Regions from separate parts of the Mus musculus genome. Here region 2 is linked to region 1. Evidence: chromatin loops called from intact Hi-C (ENCODE). Cell type or tissue: heart. All regions are shown on one strand. Links, peaks and the distances in the headings refer to the core of each region. The heading gives the core; the rest is flanking DNA. Region 1 holds the start of Rasgrp1 (RAS guanyl releasing protein 1). Region 2 overlaps Gm13982 (a long non-coding RNA gene).

What was found. A loop is a pair of places that touch in the nucleus more often than their neighbours do. Peaks named below come from ENCODE experiments on the same cell type or tissue, not always from the same donor. Only the 100,000 strongest peaks of a DNase experiment are listed, where the experiment ranks them.
Region 2: a loop joins it to region 1, with 6 times the contacts of the local background. A loop is called at or near these places in 14 of 42 quality-filtered maps.

Annotation. Positions count from the first base shown.
Region 1 is chr2:117,339,045-117,347,379 of GRCm38, reverse strand. Rasgrp1 (RAS guanyl releasing protein 1) reads left to right here and starts at 4,503. Exons shown (of 17, transcript NM_011246.3): 1 at 4,503-4,705. The coding sequence starts at 4,671. In heart, for the core only: a CTCF peak has its summit at 5,147 (motif pointing left); DNase peaks (open chromatin) are centred at 4,419 and 5,079; H3K4me3 peaks cover 1,412 bases; H3K27ac peaks cover 987 bases; H3K27me3 peaks cover 2,797 bases.
Region 2 is chr2:117,407,916-117,416,250 of GRCm38, reverse strand. It overlaps Gm13982 (a long non-coding RNA gene), which reads left to right. Exons shown (of 3, transcript XR_374899.1): 2 at 1,066-1,177; 3 at 1,323-1,859. Among named protein-coding and RNA genes, the nearest start is that of Gm13982, 5.6 kb to the left of the region's middle. In heart, for the core only: a CTCF peak has its summit at 4,068 (motif pointing right); no DNase peak of the experiment used is centred there.

The sequences.
Region 1 (8,335 bases), core at 227-8,226:
TAATTACCTTCATAAAAATCCCCTTTGAAGACTTGGGGATAGATCAGTTAGTAAAATGACTGTCTAGCTTGCTTGAGCCCTGGATAAACCAGCGCTGCATAACCCAGGTATATCAGTAGGTACCTGCAATGCCAGCAGCACTCTAGAAGTAGAGGTAGGAGGAGCAGAAGTTCAAGGTCAAGGCCATCCTCAGTGACATAGAAAATTTGAGGCCAGTTGGAGTTACACGAGATTTATTTAAATACAAACAAACAAATGGACTTCTGTGAAGATACCTCAGAGCAGTGGAGCAATGACAAGCCCTCCTCCAGACAGATACTCCCTGAGAGAACTTCAATGTACACAAAGACAGAGTCCAATTCTAACCCCAGGTCTGAAAGACAGAAGCAAAGGATCACCTCTCACAGAGACATGCCCTCCTAGCCTGGGTCTGAGGTGAGTCACAGCAAAGACCATATTTACAAGCCTATGGGTTTGCAGATGACAATGTGCAGAGAGAAAGACACTTTGGAACATTCAGGCCTAAATTCAATGTTATTGTCATTGTTGTTGTTGTTGTTGTTGTTAGTCAAAAGTCCTCCTTTCATGACTCAGAGATGTATGAAAGAAGAAGTGGAAAGACTCTAAGAGCCAGGAACACTGATGACTCCAGAGAAACAGTGTCTTGCAGACACACACACACACAGCTGATGCACGTGTGAACTTAAGAGACTAGGACAGTACACATAGACCTGTACAAGTTCAAGCCAGACACAATCCCAGGGCAGAGACAAGGAAGTAGCTACAAGGACCCATTTCTAACACAGAAGCTATTTGCTGTTAATACCTCCTTGGGAGACGGAAAATTAGTTTATACCACTGGAATCCACTGGGTATATTAACCACGCTCCAGGGCAGGTCTCATGCTCAGGAGCAGGTGGCCAACACAAAATAGACTCCATGATTTGTGTGTGGGTCACTGAATTTTTTGGTTTGTTTTGTCTTTCTGGTTTGTTTTGCTTTTTTTTTAAGAGAGGAAGAATATGAATTCGGGTAGGTGGGTGTAGTAAGATCTAGAATCAGTTAGGGGAGGGGAATGAATAGGATCAAAACAGATCATATGAAAAAAACTAAGAGGCCCATAAATAAAACCAAAACCCACGGTTCAGGGGCTGGAGCAAAGGCACAATAGTGAAAGGCACTTACTACTCTTTTTTTTTTTTTTTTGTCTTTTTTTGATTTTTTTATTTTAATTAGGTATTTTCTTCATTTACATTTCCAATGCTATCCCAAAAGTCCCCCATCCCCTCCCCCACTTACTACTCTTGCAAAGGACCTGTGTTTGGTTCCCAACACCCACATAGTGGCTCAGAACTACTCCTAACTCCAGTTCCAGGGGATCCAACACCCTCTCCTGACCTCTGGGGGCATCAAGCATGCACAAGCTACATACACATACATGCAAGCAAACAAGGAAAACTGTGGAGCAACCAGCCACAGTCACATACATAATGAGGCCACGTACCCTTGCCTCAGAGACAGAACCATGGTCAGCAACTGGGCCATAATCTGACCCCGTTTCACCCTCTGTCTCTTCACTCTCCTCTAGAGCCCAGTGCCCCATGGATGCTGGCTTTTTCTTACAGAGCCAGCAACTTGACTTGGATACAGACCATGGGGGGGGGAGCTCATCTTGGACATTTCAAGGAGGATAGTGGTGTCCTAGCACTGAAGGGGCAATCTCTAGATGGGAGAGATTTTTAAAGTCACAACATATTTATATGTTCATTTATTTGCTGCCTTGGTTACTGTCCATGTACTAGACATGCGAGCTCATGAACACAAGGACCTTGCCTGTCTTGTTCTCTCCAAGACTCTCAGTAACAAGAACAGCATATGACACTAGGGAGACATCTGGTAATTATATCTTAAAAGGGCGATTAAGTCTTAGGCAATGCCATGTAGATTCCCCAAGCATAGCCAGTCATCAGGCCAGGTCAGAAGAAGGTGTGTATAGCCTGTACCCATGTCTGCCCTCTAGGGTAACCTGGGTATTCTAGATAGGCTGGGTATAACTCCACCTTTGTATGGTTACCAAGTAAGGAGAGATGGAAGGCAGAAGCAAGCACACAAGCAAAGGGCACGGCAGGAGTGATGAGAGTATAATGTGAGAAGTCAGGTACCCAGCAGACCACGGCTGGAGGCCAACCAGACAGGAGGGTCCATCCATGAGAGTACACAATGCTATGATATCTAACTCTCATTTTCTAGGTAATTGGAGGGGAGGGTGGTTCCTAAAGTTTGGAAACAGAGAAAGAACACAGTAGTGCAACCATGCAGTGGTGTAGGGGGTGGGGGGCGGTCCAGAGAAAGGAGATGTCAAAATTAGGGAATGCAGTCTACCCCATAGATCCAGGTGGGGGATGATGGGAATACACACGGGTTTGTGGCTTTGGAGACAGAAAGGAAGTGACAATACAAGGGAATGATGGAGAGAAATGTCTCTACTAGATGCCAAGTGTAGATACTCAGCGGACCCCTGTGGGTCATGTTGAAGCCATGAAAGAAAAACGAAACCACCTCACTTAAGCCTGGATCATATAGAAAAGCCAATGACAATTAAACCATTCCTCCAAGAAAAAAAACATATCCAGAAAGTAGGGCTGCGGTTGCAAAGGAGTCCCTCGGGTGAGCAAAAGGTCTGTGGACCTTCGTTAAGAACCCGATTGAGAAGAGGAAGAAAGACTGAGTGGATCCTGGCTGCCACAGAGACATGGGCTGTACCAGTGAGAAGGGAAGAAGCAGCAGGAAAGGGGGCAAGATGGGGTGGGAAGAAGGAGACAGTTGGTGCCCAGTTGGAAGTGCTTCATATGCACAGGAGACTGTGCACAGGACAGGAGGTGAAGAGGGAAAGGAAGCTGACATGAGTTTTAGAAGGTTAGGGGAGGCAGGTTGCTGAGGGAGGAGTAGGTGAAGCTCACGGGAGGTCTCAGGTGAGTACTATCTGGATCTATCACAAGTATTCCATCATTTTGGGAAAAGTAAGGGGGGCTCTCACCTCATCCAAAACTGCTCCCAGTGACGCCACCCTGCATACCGTCTTCATCTCTATGTTTGCCTGTATCTGTTCTGCCCTCATCCTGCATGACCCCGAGGTGACATCACTAATGCTCGGGAGTATCCTCAGGAGAAACGTCTTTTCAGGCTCTGTGACAAGAACCTCGGATCTTTTAAACATTTTTTTTCTGTTTCTTTTTGTTTTCTTCCTTTTTTGGGGGGTGGGGGTGGGGGTGTCTTTCATATGTAAGGAACTGAACTATGTAGACCTTCCTCTTGGGCTTGGCTGACCCCTTTGAAGCAAGTGTGTAGTAGATTCTGTTTTCCAAATGTGTAAGCATACATTGGTATGTAATTTTAGACTGCTCTCCACTTCTGGCCCCATTTTATCGGCCTTGTTTTGTTGCTGTTGTTTCTCATACTTATTTTTGTAGGTTGTGTATTCTTGTAAGTGATCCTGAATTCTTTTCTAGGACAACATTGCACATAAACATGAGGAAATGCACGCGTTATAGCAGAAGGAGGTCTTAAAGTCCAGAACGTTGTGGCTGGGAAGATCACGGGATGTGATAGCAATAACGAGGGTGTTATTAGGCCAGTCCAGCAGGGACTTAGAGACGCCAGGCAGAGCTCAGTCTGGGCCACCTCTCTTTTCGGTTTACTGGCTGTGAGAGCCTGGTGTTCTCTAAATCTTACGCAGTGCCCTCTTTGCGTTTGGAGGGGTGGCTTAACGAGGTAACATGTAGGAAACAGCACTGGATCAGCATTAGCTGTTGGTATTACCGTGGCCATGTTCCAGACAAGTAGCAGGTAGGTCTCCCCTCTTGGCCAGGTCTGCTGGCACGCTGACATTGCAAGAAAGCCCCTCCCCTAGCCTTCCACTCCCACTTGGCTCTCTTGGTCTACCACACCCACAAACTCCCAAGCAGCAGCCTCTAACCTGACAGCTCACCTCCACACCCACCGCCTCCTCCGTAGTGCAGTGCACACAGCTAAGTCTTCTCTTTTTTTAAATATGCCAAAGAGAACTAAGTGCGTAGTAGTTTAGGGGGGTTCTGCCTTCCTTGCCCAGACCCGACTGTGTACCCTCACTGATACATACAAGACAGTCCTGCCATCCGGGAAAGGGTCTCAGCAGAGCCCCCACCCCCACCCCCCTAGGGGACTCGTAGCCTTGGGTGGAGGCAACTCTTCGCAAGGCTCTAGCTTTGTCAATTTCGGGGCAACTCACTCTGCACCCCTCGGACCTAACTCTTGGGCTGGGAGAGATGAATGGCAGGCGGGGATGAAGGGAGACGCTAGGGCGGCGCAACTCCTCGGGGCGCTACCAAGTAATGGGGGCAGGATTCGAAGAAGAACTGAGGGCGCCCCACGTTTCCTCCAGCCTGATGATAACATCAACGCCTGTCAGGTGGTTGGTGCGAGAGAGTGTGTGCGCGCGCGGGAGCGAGCGTAGGGAGCGCGCTCGCACAAACTTTGTGCCTGCGGGTGAGCCTGGGTCGGCTCGCCGGGCTCCAAGAGTGGTCGGCTCCGGGCTGCGAGGGCCAGCGGCGGCCGAGGGATGCGCGGCGCCCGGCCGAGCCGATCCCACCGCTCTAGGTGAGACGGCTCCAGGGGCGCAGAGAGCCGCGACCATGGGAACCCTGGGCAAGGCGAGAGAGGCTCCGCGGTGAGTAGCTGCGTCTCCTCGGAGAGCGCTGCACCTCTACTGGGGAAGGATAGCTGAGCGGTGTGCCCTGTGGTCCTCTCCAGTGGGTACCAGGAGGGACTAGACGACCAGGGCGCCTCCCTCGGAGGAGAGTTGCCTACAGGGGTAGACCATGATCGGGGACCTGGGAGCCAGGTCAAGATAGGCGTGATACAGACAACCTCAGAGTCCAGCACACCAGGTCGGGAAGAAAGAGTTGGGGTTGCTGGGGTGGCGAGGCCACAGGTCACCTGGGCAGATCTGGAGTGGTCTGAGCCCAGCCAAACCTTTCACCTACCCAGCGCCCACAACAGTCGACCTCCCTGGATGCTCTCGGTCTGGGCACCCCCCGGGAACTCCCACTCGCACACTTTCCGTGCCCTTGGCACCCGCTGCGGGCGCGGGTCTAGGACAGCGCCACCTTGCGGACTCTCCTGGCCTTTCAGGAGCGACTGGCGGCAATGGCTGCAAGCGGAGGTGGCAGTGCTTGGCTGCCCTTTGAGGAAAAAGAAGTTTCCAAATCAATGGTCTATGAGTCTACACCCCTCCCCTTATACTCTACAGAGATGTTTGGGAGACGGAAGGTGAAGGAAGAATGGCTATGAACAGTCTATCTCTTGGGCAGCAATAAGGAGCCTGGGGTGGGGGTTGGAGGGATGTCAAGAAATTTAGTGTTTGTCCTCAAAACACCAGGACCCCGTAACTGCCTGGACACCACTTAGCCTTTGTTAGGGCCGAGAACGTTGTGTCCTTCACAACGCCATTCACGTGGACTCCGATATGACGGCACCATGCCTGATCTGTAACTATGCCCATTAAAATTCCCTGTTGGGCCATATCATCCCCTGAGTGTTCTCAACCTTACCTTGCGCTACACTATAATGGGTTAGTCCATTGAATTAACTCTGCATTATTGGCGGTGTGGGGCAGGACTGGAAGCTACACTCAGCAGAAATGGCCCTGTGAAAGCTGCCTTTTCTTATAAACAACTATGAGATGTCCCGGCCCTCCTCTGTTTCCTCCTTTGCCCTGTGGATAACTGTGCCTGGAGACTAAGTCCCCCAAATCGGTTCATACTTCGAAACCTCTCCCCAGGCTCTGTGGGGTGGGGAAGGCAGACGCTAACTACTGCAGGGCTGAGAAAACATCTTGAAGTTACTGGGTTTCTTTCAAGCTTTTGTTTTTGCTGTTATTGTTGTTATTTTGTTTTATTTAATTCATAAGTTTAACTGGAAACGTGTGGCTACTGCCCTTTAAAATCATGACTTTGTAGAATTAGAGGCTGTTCACTCTTCAGATGGTTAAAGCACTCTCAAAGTTGCCTATCATAAAGCACTGTAAAAATCCTTACCTACAACCATCTCACCAAGAGGTGGAGGGAGGGGAGAGGGCAGAGGACGTGAAGCGGGGATCTAGCTTGGTGAAGAGTGTTTGCCTGGCATGCAACAATCCTGACTTTGGTCCCTAGCATCATGTAAGAAAGAAATTAAGATATTTCTTTTAATTCCTTTGGTTGCATCTTGGTGGAGTGATAGGATTGTTCGTTTTCAATCAGGTATGATGGGGGCATATTTGCAATCCCAGCACTGAATAGAAAAGACTAATACAGAGTTTCAAGCCACATAGTAAGACCCCTGTCTCACAAAAAGAAAAACAAAACAAACAAACAAACAAAACCAAAACAAGCTAAAAAAAATTCTTTTTAAAAAAAATGTAAAGAAAGAAAGAAAAAGAGAATGTGACCTGAGAGTTTTTCCAGGGCAAGCAGTCAAGAGACTAGACAAAGCTTACATGTGCACAGAGTGCTGTTGGCTTTTAACACTTTGCCTTCCCTAGTTTCTCATGCCCTCTGAATTGCTCCTCACTGGGCTAGGTTTAGGTAGTTGTCTTTTTTCTAGGAAGGGAAGGGAGCCAAGCTAGGAAGTGTGGCTTGGTGCTAAGGAAGCTGGCTGCTAACCTGCTGTGCATCTGTGGCCAATATATCTCTATTGCATAGCTGTAGGTGTTTGGGAAAGGACTGTGGAGAGACGACTAGCCAGCTCTTGGGTCCTGGTGACCATTTCAGGAACCTACTAAACAAGGAAGAGCTGAGACGCTGCCTCTGCATCACCAGCCATCTTTCTGAAGCACACGGTTGTTATACATTGAATAAGCCCTTTTGGGCTCTTGACAATCTACTCACCAATTTCAGTGCAGGAATAAACACACAGTTTCATGTAAAAAAAAATAATAATAAAGCCTACTAGATGAATAAAAGCAAGAGGGACCCCAGATACTAGTCCCTGAGATAGCCCATATGAACAGCCTCAGTATGTGTAGGACTCAGTTTCATATCACAAGGTCGTATCTTTCTAGACTGTAGCTTCAGACACAATGCAAATTCCTGCACAGTATCTTTGGAACATGGAAACTTCATGCAGACTGTTGCTGTTTTCAGGTTATCAGTTTATTCTCAGACACTGATCTGACAGTCTCAGGGTCTGGATAAAAGACGGTGGTGGTCAAGAGTTTAGTGGATTTCTGCAGCACCAACCTGATTCTTTGGGAGTCGTTGGCTTGGGTTAGCATGTTCCAAGTCACCAGGGTGACTGTGCTTTATTGGTCCTAGCTTGGAACTGAGCTCCATGCACACCACAGCCCGATGCTCTGAAGTTGGAGCAGAACTGGAAGGGCCAAGGTGACTCCTGGAGTCTGGCTGTGTGGTGTGTCCTGTGTTCAGGGTACTGTCTTTGTGCAGGCTGATTTCTACAAACCCAGGTGTGCCCAGGGTGGGGGCGGGGTGGATTTCTGTTTGTTTGTTTGTTTGCTTGCTTGCTTGCTTGCTTGCTTGCTTGCTTGCTTGTTTTAACTAAGGATTTGTTTGGCCTCTTCTGAGTGAGGTTTAGACCTTGTCAGAGGAGCTCTTCCACCCAGCCCCTGGAAGTGCTTTGCCCTCTGCTTTGCCCTCGACAATCTTGAGACATTCACCTAGAAGTTACGTGGTTACACTCGCTGTCTTGGTCAGATTCCCCTACTAAAGCTTTGTGTATTAGGGAACTATGAGATGGCTTTATACAAGAGTAACTAACACGCTATGGACATGTATAATTTACAGAGAAAGTTACAGAAGCCATCTCACCACGGTCTCCCCCCTGGCCCACTGTAATATCTTACTCATGGGAATAAGTATGCGGCGAATCGATGCAGACTTGTGTTTCTAGTATGTGCTATGTTTCTAGACTGTTAACTCCTTCTCTTCTTTGACAGTTAAACTATACATTAGCCAAGGGTGCAATGAGAAAAGAACTAAGAACATGCAAAAAAAGCTACCAGCAAAAATGCCTATCATTATTAAACCTTCAAAGATTATAGACGTGGGTCTCTGTGTGGTTTTTAATAAAGAGGAAAATAAAACATACTGCATGAGACACTTTGCATGGTGACCTGTATCAGCCAGATCACGCCAAGCTAAGGATGAGCAGACGAAGCGCCACCAGACTCCTAAGCCATTTCCAGATCCAAAATGGTTACTTTATATTCGGTTCTAGAGCAGGCAGCTCAGCTCAGAGCCAACCCCTCCCCAGTTTCTCTTCGTTGAGGATCAATGTAAAGACCCGATGGAATACTGTTTAC
Region 2 (8,335 bases), core at 91-8,090, 69 kb before region 1:
ATTCCATAGACTTGAGTTGAATTCAACAGCTCTTCATTAAGAAACTTTCTGGGCAGGTATTTTGATAAAAAAACCAATACTTTAAGTAAACTGGTAGCCTTCTTAACTCCTGGATAATTTGCAAGACAATGCAGTAAAAAATAGTCAATGCCTGTTCAATGTAGATCGCTTTGATTTTCAAAAAGAAATGCATACATACAAGGAGCAAGAATCACAGTACTCAAAGGGGCCACAGCTATGAAGCCGTGTGCTCATTAGTTAGGGGCATAAGGTTGCATCTGTCATTTCATATGTGAGATGTGAAAGGCTAGCATGCAGCAAGAAAGACTCAGGTGGCAGAAAGAAGACTAGCCAAACGCTAAGCATTATGGAGATGAGTTCCCTTTAAGCCTAGCCACGATATCAGTTTTTACATCTCAAAATAGTCACAATAATGCTTTAAAAGCAGCAGACCATGTTCATGCGTATAAGATAACCAGGGGGGTTTGCATACTTGCTGGGTATGCGCATCAGTTTTATAGACTTGATTTATTCAAACCAGGGCTGAAACTTTTGCATTGAATGGTATCCTGAGTCTCCTTTTCATCTGTTTTTTTTTCTGTGAATTGTTGTGCGTACATTGAGTGGTTTGTTGTGCGCAGTAGGACAGTTTCTCATCTCTGCATCCGACTGACTGCATCCTCACCATTTTGCCTAAGACTTCTATTTGCTCGGTTTCCACTGAGCCAATAGCTGGTAGAGCTAGGAGGTGGGTTTGATTAAAGATTACTCTTTCATTACATGAATGTTTCATGGAAGGCGCTGTCTATCAGGAGACTTAAGATGCACTGTCGTTGCTCTGTTAAAGATACTACAGACATAAAAGGTCATTCTGTATCCGTTATTACATCTGCCAGACTGGGATGTGCAGACCCGGCTTCCCGGGCTCTCGCAAATACTTTTAGTCCAACTTTAGCAAAGCTAAGATTTGCCTCACCTCTGTGATAGCATGTACTTTTCCCATGTAATGTGGAAAACCTTGGTTGCTGATGTACTGATGCAATCATTTCATTGATTCACACATAGAGATCTGGAGCCTTGTCAAAGAGCAAAAGTAGGCGTGAACTGCAACAAGCTTTTGTTGACTTGTTTTTGCTGCTGCCTCTACTACATTACTGCAAGTGGTTTACTGCACAAGGTATGTATAGCCATGGCCCTTTTTTTAAGTCACTTTAAAAATATTTAGGATTGCTTCTTTGATCTTTACTTAATTTTTGTTATTATGATGATGCTTATATTGTACCAACGTTAATGTTTGTTTGTTTGTTTGTTTTTCGAGATAGGATTTCTCTGTGTAGCCCTGGCTGTCCTGGAACTCACTCTGTAGACCAGGCTGACCTCGAACTCAGAAATCCGCCTGCCTTTGCCTCCCAAGTGCTGGGACTAAAGGCGCGTGCCACCACACCCGGATTAAACTCTCTCATTTTTACATCTGTCTTCTCCACACTCTTCCCTCTCACTACTTCATGTAATTTTTAAATTTGATAGTTCACAAATATATTTCTGTTACTTTTAATTGGGAAAATGTTAGAGTGCTGTATTTTCTATCTTATGCCTTTTAATTCATAACATTGTGGTGAGAGTATACAGTAATATCCATCTTATGCAAAGCTACATAGTATTCCACTATGACTGGGTCTTCCATAGCCTATTGAGCATGTTGCTAACTAATCCTCTGTTATTGTGAACATTGTTATAATGTAGCTACACGTGAGTCTTTTTATGCATTTAGTATATGTTCTAGGAAACATTCCTGAAATTTGAAATACTGGGTCAAAAGGTAAATGCATATTCAATCTTATTAAATATGTCAAATCCCCACCAATGAGGTATGTACATATCTCCACTAACATAGTAGAGTGATTATTTCTCCAGAGTCTATCCAAAAAAAATGCTGTCAATCTGATAAGAGAAACAGTTATATCTCAGTGACCATTGAGTACAAAGTTTGATGTTGTAGGAGAAGCTGAACATCTCACATATTCACAAAATGCTTTCATTTCTTTTCTGTTCAGTGTCTACATCCTACTTCCAATCCATTGTTGGCATTTCCTCCATGTTTTAGAAGCTCTTTATGTATTATTATAATTAACTCTGTGATATGTTATAAATATCCATTTCTAGGCTTTCTAGCCTTTAAAATATTTTTATAACCTTACATAAAACTAGCAACACACAAACGATGTAAGGACACTCTTCAGGGCTACGATGGGGGCTGAACACATTTCATTAACCATCAAAGCACGGGTGCGGTGAGACTCTTTGGGACATGTGTGTTCCCAGAGTCTAGTAATGGCTTGTCATCAGAGATGTACATCCAGACTCCAGCTGTGAGTCATGGTCAGACAAGTGCACAGAGAGCCCAGATGGTGGCTCGCCATCAGAGGTGTTCCTCAGAGCACAGGCTGTAGCTTGTTATCACAGTGTACCCCCAGAGCCTGCTTCTCCATGCCACACATTGAAAAGCAGAATGTCTGCAGTCTGGTGAATGACCAGTAGTTGGCTGGATAAGCCCAGGGATGTTACCTCAATCAGTGTCTGATGCCTTTGGTTTCCATGTCTGTGAAACACCTAGCAGGGCACCCTCCTTCCACTTCTGGCAAGGTCATTTATTCTTCAAATATTTCTTATTACATCCCATCTAGAAGTCCCCTAAGAAGGTGAAATTAGAACTAAGACTTTAGCAAAAGAGTAAGCCAGCATTGTTAAGTAAGACTGAGATAAAGAAAAAGGAAGCACCAAGTCCTAACTCCCTAGGGCAGCAGTTTTCAACCTGTCAGTCATGACCCCGTTGATAAATTTTCATCTCTAAATATATTTACATTTCAATCATAACAGTAACAAAATTACAGTAATTAAGTCACAGTGAAAACAATTTTATGCCTGGGTCACCACAATGTGAGGAACTGTATTCAAAGGTCAAGAGCATTAGAAGGTTGAGAACCACTGATATAGAGGGCAAATGGCAGGAGCATTCTAGTACTACAGGCTCATGGACCAGATGAGCACTGTGAATCCAGTGGCAGATGGTGGCTGATAAGGCTGGTTCCAGTGAACAGGTAATGAAGACTCTCACAGGAGGCTAAAAATTGGATTTAAAATAATTTTGTTTTTGCCTCTGACTGAGTTCTATTTGTATCTGTTCCCTTGTTTCCTCTGCCAAGAGTGGGCCTCTCTCCCTCCCTCCTTCTCCTTCTCCTTCTCCTCCTCCTCCTCCTCCTCCTCCTCCTCCTCCTCCTCCTCCTCCTCCTCCTCCTCCTCCTCCTCCTCTCTCTCTCTCTCTCTCTCTCTCTCTCTCTCTCTCTCTCTCTCCTTCTTCTCAGCTTCAAGAACATGACACAGAGTTCCAATACTTATGCCTCTCTCTCCCTCTGAGTCTAGGCACTGCTCCTGTTCTTCTAAGACCTGGCAGCTCTTCTTCCTGGAGGAGAAAAACATTGTGCATGTTCCCACTGTTGACAAACACAGGGACTTCATTTACATTTGAGCACCACACAACTCATTTCTACCCAGACACACTGCAGCACATGGGCTTTGCCCACACAGATCCAGTATGCCGGCTTGCGTGTCTACCAGGTGTTTCTTTTTTTGGTGTTTTGGGGTGTGTGTGTGTGTGTGTGTGTGTGTGTGTGTGTGTGTGTGTGTGTGTGTTACAAGGTCTCATACAGAATCCAGGCTGGTCTCAAACTACTGGAGTCAAGCCATCTTCTCACCTGGCTTAGCTGGGGTCACAGACTTGTGCCATCATGCCCAATGGAATGCTGTTCCTTTTGGAAAGCCTGCTACTGTCATATACTGTCATAGGAGTTAGCGACTGCTGGCTTATTCCTTCGCTTTGCTTGGAGATCAGCTGATGAGAAGTCCCATTTCAGCCTGTGCTATTGCAGGTGGCAGCAACAGTTAGAGAGACTAAGGAACAACTACAAGTCAGCATTTCCGGTGCTTCAGTGCTGTCACCTCCCTCCCCATCAGGCTGCTGACGATGATGGAGACCTTCCCTACCTCAGGAAAAGCCACAGGACCTGGAGAGGGCAGTGAAGAGCTGTAAGAGAGACTTATCTCTTCAGCCAGAGCAGGATACCTCAATAGAATTTTCAGCAGCTGCCTCTTTTTTAATAGGATGCATGCCTTATTTCAGATGTTAAATATTCCCTTTGAGATGTGTATTTTTAGTTTTTATCCTTGGCTTTAAAAGATATTTCTTTTATTTGAAGTTTTACTGCAAACTAATTTTTTTATTACTGCAGACTTTTTTTTACTGATTCTCTCTCTCTCTCTCTCTCTCTCTCTCTCTCTCTCTCTCTCTCTCACACACACACACACAGAGAGAGAGAGAGAGAGAGAGAGAGAGAGGGAGGGAGGGAGGGAGGGAGGGAGGGAGAGAGAGAGAGAGAGAGAGAGAGAGAGAGAGAGAGAGAGAGAGAGAAGTACTTCTTTGAAACCTGTTCATGTGGGCCAGAGCAGTGATTCAGCAGGCAAAGGGACTCATCAAGCCCAATATAACATGACTTTGGTTCCCAGATTGAAGGAGAAAAGCAACTCTGGCAAGCTGTCTTCTGACCTCCTCCTGTGCATCACCATATGTGTGATCACACAGAGACACAGACGCCTGGAAGATCCTGATACACAGCAGAATCATCAAAATAATGTCATATTGTGAAACTGAATTTATATATATTATTTTTTAAAAACATTGGTTACAACCACCTTCTCTGATCAATAGATACATAGCAATCATTGTATTCCTTTATAAAGTAGGAAATATGTTGAATATACAAAAGTATCAAAGGAGAAATGGCTAGATGGTCCATGGAAATCTGCAACAGAGGCCTGGAATAAGGGAGGCACTCAAGAATCAATGGGGGTGCCCTTAGCTGTGGCTCACTACACTGGGGATATGGAACCTGAAGAGGCCACCTCCTGTAGCCAGGCAGGAACCCCAGTGAAGGAATAGAGATACTAACCCATTCACCAAACTTTCGACCCAAAATTTATCCTGTAAACAAGAAATGTAGGCATGGGGCTGGAGCAGGCTTGGAAAATAGCCAACCAATAACTGGTCCAACTTAAGACCAATTCTAGACACTATTAATGATACTTAGTTATGCTTGCAGACAGGAATGTAGCATGGCTATCCTCTGAGAGGTTCCACCCAGCAGCTGACTCAGACAGATACAGATACCCACAAGCAAACAGTGGATGGAGCTTGCGGGCTCTTATTGAAGAATAGGAGGAAGGATTGACGGCACCAAAGGGAATAGGAACTTCACAGGAAGACCAACAAAGTCAACTAACCTGGACCCTTGGGACTCTTAGAGTCTGAACCACCAACCAAAGAACATACATGGGCTAGACCTAGGCCTCTCCATACATATGAAGCAAATGTGCAGCTTGGTTTTCATGTGGATCCCAAACAACTGGAACGGGGATTATCCCAAAAGCTGTTGCCTGTATGAGGGATATGTTCTTCTAGCTGAGCTGCCTTGTCTGGCCTCAGTGGGAGAGGAAGCACCTAGCCTCACAGAAACTTGAACTGCCAGGCTGGGCAGAGGGGATACCCAGGGGTCCCCTATCTGGTCAGAGGAAAATGGGAGGGAGGATGGGGAAAGGATTGTGGGAGGGGTGAATAAAATAATAATAATAATAAACAGGTACCTGTCTGTTAAGCTCTGATGGATGTTACCAGGATACCATGCTGTTTGATTGACATTTTAGAAATCCAGTAATTCAATTACAGTTTAGTGTCCTCCCCTGACCTGTCCCCTCCCCTTCTTCCTCAGAGGTGTCATCACCTGTTACATATTTTTGTGATCTTGTGACACACATCTTATGCCCTTATCACAAATATTTTTGGCCTATGGTTTCAAATTTGGCATATAGGGTATGTTCTTTCTGGAACTGGTTTTGTTTCTCTGGATGGGAATTATCCACATTGCTACATGAAAAGTAAACTTCTTTTTTTCTTTTGCTGTTATTGATCATCACATGAGAATCGCACAGATTGAGATACCGAGTGATGATTTGACATGCATAAAATATGTGGTGACCTACTCATAGTAGTGTGAGTATCTCTCCATAAATAATTGCCATTCCTGTGTGTTAGGGAGCTTCAAGCTCCTCTCCACTAGTTCTTCATAAACTATTTTGCCAGTTTTCACAAGCCATAAACACCTGCTGTGTTTTAGAGCACTAGAGTTCAGGCTTCTTATTTGACAGCATTTGAGTACCAACCGTCCACCCTTCCTGACTTCATTCTTCCTCTCCTTTAGTGTGAGATGTCAACATCACTTTAGTTAGCTTCTACATATGAATGAGAACACATAGCACCTGTCTCCCTGTGCCTGGCTTATCTCATTTTCTATAATGCCCTCTGGGAATTCATTCTTTATGGCTGAATAAAATTCCATGTACATCACAATTTCCTTATGTATTCTCCAAGGACTCCTATACCAATCCGTGTCTTAGCTACTGTGAATTGAACTTCAATAAACATGCAAAGCAGTTATTTTCTAATACAATGATTTCATATTGGATACACACCCAATTGAGGGTCAATAGACCATACAGTAGTTCTCATTCTATATTTTCAAGGGACTTCCATGCTGCCTTTCATAGTGACTACATCATGTTCCCACCAACACTGTGTAAGAGTAGTCCCTGCTGTCTGCTCCAGCATGCTTGCTTTTCTTTCTTTCTCTCTTACTTTCTTCCTTTCTCCTCATTATAGCCATTCTAGTTGGGGCAAGACATTGTCATCTTAGAGTTTTTGAAGTGTGTTTACCTGGTGGTTAGTGATGTTGAGTATTTTCTCATATACCTATGAGCTTTCCTCTATTTTTTTATTCTATAAATGCCTACCCAGTTCCCTTTTAATTTATTTGTTTGATTGCCTTTGAATTTTCTGAGTTCTTCCTATGTCCCAAATGTTAACCTCTTGTCAGATAAATATTTGCAATGCTTTCTCCTATCCCATATGTTGCTTCTTCTACCTCTTAATAGTTTCTTCTATGAATCAAAAGTTTCTTATTTGATATAATCTCAAATGTTTAATTTTGCAGCCTTTTTCTTTGCAGCATCACCTAAAACATCATAGTAGGTACCGGTGTCCGAAGCATCTCCCTTTGTATCCCTCCAGTGACCCTGGAGTTAGTCTTGCACTTATTTCTATTGTCCATTTGGAGTTGGTTTTTATATAGGATTAGAGACAGGGGTCTAGTTTCAGCCTTCTGCTTGTGTATACATCCACTTCACTTGCTAAATAACCAGGGCTCTCAACCCTGAGTGCTCACGACACATCTAGGAAACGTTCACAACATTTGGCCATCAAGATCCACCACAGCTCAAGGAAACACATGTAGTCATTTTTTTTAATGTTGTAAGTTTTTGGCATATATTAATTGGAAAAATAATGGGTGTCACTGTGACATTTTCATATATGTGTATGAGGTGCTTGGGGCGTATTCTCCTTTTCTTCCCTTGTCAGCCTCCCCCAGTGTCAGTAATCCCTTTCTGCTCCCAGATAAACTTCCTTCTGCTTTTCCAAGTCTGATTCACTTCACTCAACATGTTTCCCGTGAGTTCTGCTCCTTTTCCTATGATGAATAACAGTTCCGTTGCACGTACATGCCATAACCACACTTTCCCACTCTAATCATTCACTGATGAGCAACTGAGCTGATACCAAACATGGCTGTTAAGAAAAGTACTGCCTGCCACACAGGTTTAAAGGTATCTCTAGTGAATGCATCACAGAGAGGAGAGCAACAGGAAGCAGGAAGAAGCTGCATACTGCCGGTGGGGATGCAAACCAGCCCAGCCCTGTGGGAACCTGTGAGGACTCTCAGAAACAACAAAGGTGCTACATGCTTAATCTTTCACCCTTAAGGCAAATATGCATTCCTTAATTGACAGAAATGAGTTTTACACTGGCTATATTAGCTGAAATTCCTACGCCATCATTTGCTTCTGTGGTCTTTAACACTCAGTTTTTGAGCAGTGAACATAATATAATTTCCCACTATAGTTTATGATTTGTTCTTCTTGGCATTCTGAAGTTTGAGACTTGTTATAATTGAGATTATGTTCTAAAATTTGGTGACTCTGGATTATAACTTTTTCTTCAAAGGTTCATATAATAATCACCTTAATCTAAGTAGGTTTAATTTAAAATTTATTTTTTATTGCAAATAATGAAATGTTATATTAGTATAAGTCTAGTTTAGTCACATATGGATATGATGTAGCCTCTATATATGTATGTATATATACATATATATATACATGTATATATATATAT